2 separate regions of the Homo sapiens genome follow, and region 1 is linked to region 2. Evidence: chromatin contacts called from ENCODE Hi-C data. All regions are on one chromosome and are shown on one strand. Each heading gives the region's core, a stretch centred on a gene start or an enhancer-like site at or near the end of the contact. The rest is flanking DNA. Distances are from core to core; before and after follow the strand shown.

Region 1 (4,318 bases), core at 677-3,176, 250 kb after region 2:
AATTTTTTGTATTTTTAGTAGAGACGGGGTTTCACCATGTTAGCCAGGATGGTCTCGATCTCCTGACCTTGTGATCAGCCCGCCTCGGCCTCCCAAAGTGCTGGGATTACAGGCGTGAGCAACCGCGCCCGGCCTAACATAGATGTTTTAAATAACTATTCTATTAAATGCTTAAATCAGCAAAAATGAAAACATAAACATAACATAACAACCACAAAACAAAACCTAGTCTTCTTTCCCAGATCCAACAGGCCTTGAGTGGAACTATGTGACAAACCTCAGGAAGCAGCAGCAAAGCACCTTATAGCTTGTGAAGAGCTGGTATGTCTATGGTCTCACTTGTACCTAACCTAGGGCTGGCTCCGGGATAGACTTCTTTAGAATGGCTGACAAAGAAGCAGTGACATGTGTTTGCTCTATGAATGCTTTCGAGATGTGTCAATATTAACATTACATCTGCTTAAAAAATGATCAAAAGCACCCCCGAAGCCCAGTAAATTTCTGGAGTAGAATGATAATCAGCCGTTAAGGCTGCTTTAAGTTCAATTCATGAGGATGATAGTTTCTAACACTTATTATTACTGCATACCATGTACTCTTCAATGCACTTTATATATGAGACACTAAAATCTCATAATAATCATATCCATTTTACCAGTGAAGATATAAGGCACAGTGAAGTAACATGACTTGCCCCAAACCAGAGAGCTAGTAAATGATGTTTTAAACTTTCAGAGTATTTAAAACTACTCTTTCAAATTAAAAACAATTTTCTTGATTTTTAAATTTTTTTGATATTTTTCATAAAAATATTTTATGCTGATAAAACATAGAGAAACATGTAGAATATTCCTAGAAGAAGACCTAGATTTATTACTGGCATTTTTTTAATACAACTACCAAATTTTACATTTATTTTGGAGTTAATTAACTTTAATTTGACATTCCTCCAGGGAAGTTAGTTGCATAGAGAAGTATGCCTGTTATTTTAGGTTTGTTCTTTCTATTCAACTTCCTATAGTCATTTCCAGGAAATTCTTATTTATTAAAGTATATTAAAACAATCCTAGTGCTGAAGAACTGTATTAAGAAGTTATTATGGAAAAACATAATGTCTGAAATCAACAGAGGAAAGATATCACAGGGCTCCCTAAATAAAACCCAAATACACTGGCAGGAAGTAGCTAGAGTTTTTTTTGCCCTGGGAACATCTGCTTTCCTTAAAGCCAGAATCCTAATCCCACACAATTAGAGTTCTTTTCTTCTCTCTTACCTTTTGCTTCAGATGCGGGGCATGATTGTCTTCCTTGGCTGAGAGATAAAGGGAGCGAACCTGTTCCTGCACTGCATTGTAAAAGGTTGTCTCCCAAAATTGCTGATTTGTCCAAATGGGGTGGTCTTGTACACACGTGTAAGCAAACTGGCTGACTCCAGGGGCAAGTTTCTGTGAGAACACACAAAATACATCATCATGGGGCTGGCAGAATTATAACAGTTCATAAGGTCACAGGGGCCACAGTTAATCATAGATGAGATCAAAGGATTTCTCTAAAGAATATCGTATGGTAGTACAGGCTTAGCAATCAGCAACTTACTCCTTTTTAACTGGCAACTGTGGGCTTGCTGTTGGATCCTTGAGAGTCTCAGTCACTTTATCAAAATGGGTATTTTAGTAACAGCTAAAAATCAAAGCTGTTATTATATCAATTAGAAAATACAGGAAAAGGAGGCACTGTAGGTTTAGTGAATATTATTACAATTAGGGCATATAATAAAATCCATCACGATGTAAACATAAAACTCCAGATAATTTAACATTTCTTCTATGGCTTTAGGGTACTCTTTTTAAAGAGACAGCAACTGAAATATGAGTGAACCTACAGCTTGGCCTTACACACAGAATGAGGATATAGCATGAATTAGGGACTCAGGAGAACTGCACTTTTCCTACTGCTCATTCCAGCCCATTACCTCCCCGCCAAAGCTGTTGCCTGGCTCACATACTCTCTAGAAGACTGCCCTGGGCTTCAAGGGCATTTTCTGGTAACCAAATTTGTGCAGGGAAAGATAAACACAAACCAAACCTCCTTCCTTTCAGGGACTTCCTGCTGGGTTTCAGCGTAAGAGTAAACTTAAGAGGTGATTAACAACAGAGGGAAGGAAAATGAACTCTGCAGGCATTTAGAAGGCACTTCATATATATTTAAGTTTGTTTAGTTCCAAAACCCCTGCTCTTTTTATAACACCAAATTGTCTTTCAAAAGAACTGAAAGTAAATCAAAATAAATGAAATGCCAAATTAACTGCCAATTAGCACTTCTGTTTTCCCCTCACTTTATGATTTTGTTTCCCAAAGTAATATTCTACCTTGGAACCTCTGAAAAAAACTTGTATAACATTGCATTTTAAATTTTAATGATAATTTACATTGCCAAATTTCAGTTAGTGACTTGAGTCAACTTTCCAAAACTATTTCTGCCACCTCTAAAAGCTAAGGATGTTTCAAATTTTTAAAAATTCATAATTTTCCAAGAAAGAGTAGGTACCATTTTCAATAAACATTTTTTGGCCCATTTTATTCTTTGGAATTGAGTTCATCTGTTTTCTGTGAGTAGAACTAAAGTTTCTGATAAGTTTTCTTTCGAAGCAATTTAATAAGCTGAGTGTCTTCTCCTGAAATGCTGGACACTGAAGATGATTACTAAGGTTATATAACTGTTACACAACAAAAGTTGGTTCATTTCTTAGGGACGTATACCAGATATATAAGACATCTGGTAAAAATTACACGCTCAATACATGCTAATCTCCTTTTTGGTCTAGAACTGCATACCACGAAATGTAGTACCTGTGTAGTTAGAAGCTGGGTGGTTGTGATTTTGCCTTAAAGAGTCTCTGTGTACTACATGCCATCTGTAAGACCCTTTCAAGATAGGACTGTGTTACTGCTGCTGAGGTAACTGGCTATAACCTCAATTCTCCCTATTAAGTGGCTGTAAGTTGTGGCTATGAAGCAAAAATCAGGAGTTCTTTGAGGGTGCACAGGGATCATTGTTGGATTTCATTATGCCTATCTGCTCATTTAAGAAACAGTTACTGTCTACCTATGGGAAATCATGAACAAAATGTGTGTGGTTTTGTGAGTGCGTAAGCAGAAGCCACACACACTGAATCACAAGCTCCTTCTATACTCTGCATGAAGACACTTGGGACATGGATTACACACTTTTTCCTCCTTCATTTTTTAGTCCTTTACTGTAAGGACCAACAATTGTTTCAGTAGCAGTACACAAGCCTATTTTGAAACAGTTTTTTTTTTTTTTTTTTTGAGACAAGGTCTGGCTTTGTTACCCAGGCTGGAGTGCAGTGGCATGATCATGGCTTACTGCAGCCTCAACCTCCCAGGCTCAAAAGATCCTCCCACCTCAGCCTCCCTAGTAGCTGTAGTAGCTGGGACTACAGGTGTGCTCCACCACACCCAGCAATTTTTGTAGCTTTTTTTTGTAGAAAAATTTGAACCTGGGAGGTGGAGGTTGCAGTGAGATGAGATGGGGTTTTTGTAGAGATGGGGTTTCATCATATTTCCCAGGCTGGTCTTGAACTCCTGGGCTCGAGTGATCCACCTGCCTTGGCCTCCCAAAGTGCTAGGATTATAGATGTGAGCCCCCATGACCAGCCTGAAAGAGATTTTAAAGGCACTAAATTCAAATGAGATAAAACTGTAATTCTCAACTGCCTTTACCATGAGTATACTCAGGGCAGTACCATTTCTTACAAATGCAGCATAACATAATCAATGGCAACTCTAAAAATGTTGAAGTCTTGAAATTATATTCATATAGATAAACTCCAAAAAACTGAGCTTTTAACAAATCCTTATCAGATTCTCACAAAGTACTTTTAGGATAATCAGCATGCCAAAAAAGTTATTAATTAAACATCTTTTATTAAAACTTAACAGAGATGTACAGGAATCTGAGGGTGTAATGAAGCCCCACCTTTCTTCAGTATTTTTCACACTGATGGTGTATATTTGCTTTCCTTGGCACATTTGAGTTGACATTACAGGTTGAATGTCCCTTATCTGAAATACTTGGGACCAGAAGTGTTTCTGATTTTGGAATATCTGCATCATATTTACTGGTTGAGCATTCTAAATCTGAAAATCTGACATCTGAAATGCTCCAATGAACATTTCTTCTGAGTATCATGCCAGCCCACTACAAGTTTAGAATTTTGGAGCATTTTGAATTTTCTTTCTTCTTTTTGGAGACAGGGTCTCACTCTGTCACCCAGGCTGATGACAATCATAGATCAT
Region 2 (4,685 bases), core at 2,124-4,623:
TAAATGGTCAGTTTTGGGCATTTAATTTTTTTTTGAGACAGGGTCTTGCTCTGTTGCCCCGGCTGGCATGCAGGGGTGTAATCATGGCTCACTGCAGCCTCAACCTCCCTGGCTGAAGTGATCCTCCTGCCTTATCCTCCTTAGTAGCTAGAACTTACAGGCATGTCCCAACACGCCTGGCTAATTAAAAATTTTTTTTTGTAGAGACAGGGTGTTGCTGTGTTGCCCAGACTGGTCTTTAACTCCTAAACTCAAGGGATCTGCTCGCCTCTGCCTCCCACAGTGATGAGATTACAGGTGTGGGCCATGGTGCCCAGCTGGGACATTTAAATTTGCAGTGCCTATCAGACATCTAAGTGGAGAGGTCAAGAAGACAGGTGCATATCTGAGTCTGGAGTTCAGGGTTGAGGTTCAGGTTAGGGATTTATTTGAGGCTCACTAGAAAAGTGATGGTAATTAAAACTACAAAACTGGCTGGGTGCAGTGGCTCACGCTTGTAATCCCAGCACCTTGGGAGGCTGAGGCGGGTGGATCACTTGAGGTCAGGAGTTTGAGACCAGCCTGGCCAACATGGTGAAACCCTGCCTCTACTAAAAATACAAAAATTAGCCGGGCATGGTGGCAGGTGCCAGTAATCCTAGCTACTTGGGAGGCTGAATCGCTTGAACCCGGGAGGTGGAGGTTGCAGTGAGCTGAGATCGCGCCATTGCATTCCAGGCTGGGCGACAGAGCAAGACTCTGTCTCAGAAAAAAAAAAAAACAAAAAACAAAAAACAAAAAAACTACAAAACTGGATAATCCCACTCAAGACTTTTTGCCTTTATTGTGATGACCGTTTTTCTGAGCTGTGACAGTACTTTAATTCACATGTTTAGATATTATTTAGAAAAGGACTGAGCATGCTGCAAATGAAGACATAACATTTCATGTCTGGCAGACTCTAGCTTTGAGAAGAGGATGGGGTGAAGCAAACTTTTGGCAATGTCACCTTCCACTGAGGTTAAGTTTTTGTTTAGTTAAGATAAGAAACAGGTATTTGACTATATTGCTTCTGCTTAATACATTTCTTGTGGGTCTTAATATGTATATAAAGTAAGTTAATTTAAACATTTCTTCCGTGTTACTGTGTGCATGGTTAAAAGGCAATCAGTTGATGTTCTACTACAGTATGATCTTGCCTCAAGGTCACTATATTTTCTGTTCCCTTTGCCTGGATCACTCTTCCCACAGGTGTGAATGAGGTTTGCTCCCTCACTTCATTCGTGTTGCTCTGTTCAAATGTCATCTTATCAGGGAGGCTTACCCTGACTAACCAAGCTGATGCAATTAGCACGTCCCATTGCTCATGGTTCTATTTTTCTTCCTACCGCTACCACCACCTTGCATCATGTATATTTGTTTCTTTGTTGTCTCTTCCCTCCATTATAGTGAGATCTTACAGTAGTATTTAATCTGCAATAGGAACTCCCTAATAGCTGTTTGTTGAATAAATGAAGATCACTATATTGCTATTCAAAAGAGTTGTATGGGCCGGGCGCGGTGGCTCACACCTGTAATCCCAGCACTTTGGGAGGCCAAGGTGGGTGGATCACATGGCGAAACCCTGTCTCTACTGAAAACATAAAAATTAGCTGGGTGTGATGTCACGCGCCTGTAGTCCCAGCTACTTGGGAGGCTAAGGCAGGAGAATTGCTTGAACCTGGGAGGCGGAGGTTGCAGTGAGCCGAGATTGCGCCACTGCATTCCAGCCTGGGCAACAGAGCAGTGGAGTTTGAGACCAGCCTGATAAATATGGTAAAACCCCATCTCTACTAAAAATACAAAAATTAGCAAGGTGTGGTGACATGTGCCTATAGTCCCAGCTACTCAGGAGGCTGAGACAGGAGAATCACTTGAACCTGGGAGGCAGAGGTTGCAGTGAGGCAACACTGCACTCTAGCCTGTGCAACAGAGCAAGACTCCGTCTCAAAAAAACCAGATAGAGTTGTATGAAGCAATGGTGACTATTATTTTACCATGCTGCTAACATTATGCATTATTTTTTTTCTGTTTTTCTATTATATTTTTTTCTATTTATTTTTACAGAAACAGCGTCTCACTATTGCCCAGGTTGGAGTGCACTGGTGTGATCATAGCTCACTGTAACTCTCAGGCTTAAAGGGATCCTCCCACCTCAGCCTCCCAAGTAGCTAAGACTACTAGAGCACAGCACCATGCTGGACTAATTTTTAAATTTTTTGTAGTGACAGGGTCTCACTCTGTTGCCCAGGCTGGTCTCCAACTCCTGGCCTCAAGGGAACCTCCTGCCTTGGCCCCCAGTGAACTGATATTACAGGCATGAGCCACTGCATCCAGCCTGCATTATAATTTTAAAACATTTTTGCTACTTTAGTAGATGTAAGGTGTTATGTCATAACTGTTTTAAGTTTAAAGTTTCTGATTATCAATGAACGTTTTCCCCATGCACTTGGGTATGACTTTTATTTCTTATTGTGAATTACAGTGCATGTTTACCTTCTTTGTCTATTTAGCAATTGGTACCTTGATTGTTTTTATATATATAAACAAGCTTTTTTTGGGTGGGGGGGATGGAATCTTGCTCTGTCACCCAGGCTGGAGTTCAGTGGTGCGATCTCGGCTCACTGCAACCTCCGCCTCCCGGGTTCAAGCGATTCTCCTGCCTCAGCCACCCAAGTAACTGGGACTACAGGCGTGTGCCACCACACCCAACTAATTTTTGTATTTTTAGTAGAGACGGGGCTTTCACCATGTTGGCCAGGCTGGTCTCGAACTCCTGACCTCAGTTGATCCACCCGCCTTGGCCTCCTAAAGTGCTGGGATTACAGGCGTGAGCCACTGCACCTGGCCTATAAACAAGCTTTTATACATTTCAGGTAGTATTTGCTTGTCACTTGGTGCAGACATTTTTCTCAATCTGTTGTCTTTTTAAAATTCTGTCCAGTTTTTGTATTTTTGAACGTTAGTCTTCCTTTGTTGTTTCTTCTGTTGTTTCAAAGTTTTGAGAACGCTGACGTTTATCCATAAATATAACTGCCTTATCCTATTAAATATATAGTTTCTATGGCTGTTCTTTAAAATATTTAGCACTTTAATCCACTTGGTGTTTATTTTGAAATACGATGTGAAACACATTTTTGTCCTCCAAATTTTCATTCATTTATCTGCGCATTCTTTACATAGTTCATCTTTTCTTACTGCCGTGTTTGGGAATGTTATTTTACTATGTATCCCATCAGGATTAATGCGTGTGTTTGTTCAGTCTCATTCCTTTCCGTTGATCTCAGCTTCTATTTTTGTTTCTGCTCTTAGTCACTGCCCAGCAGCGCCAAAGGAACATCCCGCCCCCTGCAGGCAGCTGGTGTCCCCACAACCTGGGAAGCCTGGGGCAGGGCCTCAGGGGACTCCTGGTGTTAGTCCTCCGAGCCCGGGTGGACGTGTCGCTCTGTCCCTGCGGGAGGATTCGGGGCCCCTTTGACAGGCCTCCTTCTATGCCGGTTTCCTGGGGCCTCGAGCTTCCTGGGTTCCACGTCTCTAGTAACCAGTAGAGACGGGCCTTTACCCTGCCGTTGGGTGGGGACTGTCCCCTTCTGGGCTCTTCCTTTCGGGCCTTTCCACCTCTCCGACCCCAGGGCATTCGCCCCACCACGTTGCCGGCACAGTGCTGGCTCCGCGGCCCGCGGTTCTGGCAGTCAGCGCGGAATGCCATGGCACCGAGCCTCTGTGTCTAGATGAGTTCTGGGCGCTGATTTTCCAGGTCACTCGGAAGCTGCTCTCTGGGCCCGCCTGTTTCCCTTCCCTTTGCCTCCTTGTCCCGCTTCCCTCGCAGTATACCACTCACTGTACCCCTCCTAAAAAGGACCACTGCAGGAAGCGTTATTGAAGCAGACACGGTTCAAACACGAAAAACAAACTCTTCTTTATTCAACAGATGTGCACGAATCTATTGTGTGTTAGATACGGGTAAGTTTCTGATAAGTCGTGCACTGAGCCAGTCCGGGCTCCTAGAACCGCGTTTACGTGCCGAAGTCTCAATCAGATTAAGAGCGTCTGGGGAGAGCGGGGCGGGGATAGAAGGAGGTGTTGGGGCTAGGGGTAGGACTGTTCTGGAGGCGTGGGTAAGGGGGAGTGGGCTGTGCTGTGCGCCCCTCCCCTCGCTATCTCCCCATTCATCCGCAGACCCGGGGCCCCACGCGCCGCTCCTGGGCAGGGCCGTGCACCCGGAAGGCGCCGAGGCGCGCCCAGCAGAGGGAGCATGCGGGCAGGGCATTCCGCGGGTACCCGCGGAGCAGGACGGCCACCCACGCCGGGGCCCCTGGGGCTCCACCCAGGACGCACACCCGGAGAGACCCAATGACTGCGTTTCGCACCTGGGCGCAAGCTGGTTACTGGGCACGCGCTGACAACCCACATCTGGAAAACCCGGTCCTAACTGGAGAATAAAACTTAAATGCACGTGAACTCACCGGCAGCTGAACATTTCCGTGAGAAAACCCCTAAAAGCCGGCACCGGCTCCGGTGGGGCCACAGAGTCTCTGGAGCGAGGCTCTCTCCAATGCCTGGGCCCTGGGACCGAGCAACTGTCCCAGTAGAATCCCTTTCGGGCTTTGTTGCAGGGATAGGGGATTCTTTTTAACGTGTTCCTTGGCTTGCACAGGCATTTACTG

What was found. Hi-C counts contacts between places; a loop is a spot of excess contacts on that map. Pooled maps may share reads with other maps.
Region 1: a map of endothelial cell of umbilical vein shows a loop between it and region 2 (4-fold over the local background). The contact joins two enhancer-like sites. A Hi-C loop is called at or near these places in 3 of 168 maps with a recorded cell type or tissue (OCI-LY7, Ramos and endothelial cell of umbilical vein), 3 of 37 single-sample maps with no recorded cell type and 13 of 50 pooled maps.

The regions. Positions count from the first base shown.
Region 1 is chr11:9,856,953-9,861,270 of GRCh38, forward strand. SBF2 (SET binding factor 2) reads right to left here. Exons shown (of 40, transcript NM_030962.4): 18 at 1,274-1,444. The region is part of intron 1 of LOC101928008 (a long non-coding RNA gene); the gene reads left to right. Among named protein-coding and RNA genes, the nearest start is that of LINC02709, 100 kb to the left of the region's middle. Within about 2 kb of position 1,927, at least 4 of the 41 ENCODE cell types and tissues checked have a DNase peak (open chromatin) inside an H3K27ac peak, as active enhancers do; they include OCI-LY7 and endothelial cell of umbilical vein, where a contact is called at or near this core.
Region 2 is chr11:9,609,983-9,614,667 of GRCh38, forward strand. No RefSeq gene overlaps it. Among named protein-coding and RNA genes, the nearest start is that of WEE1, 39 kb to the left of the region's middle. RefSeq lists enhancers at 168-695, 3,240-3,929 and a silencer at 4,030-4,409. Within about 2 kb of position 3,374, at least 41 of the 41 ENCODE cell types and tissues checked have a DNase peak (open chromatin) inside an H3K27ac peak, as active enhancers do; they include OCI-LY7 and endothelial cell of umbilical vein, where a contact is called at or near this core.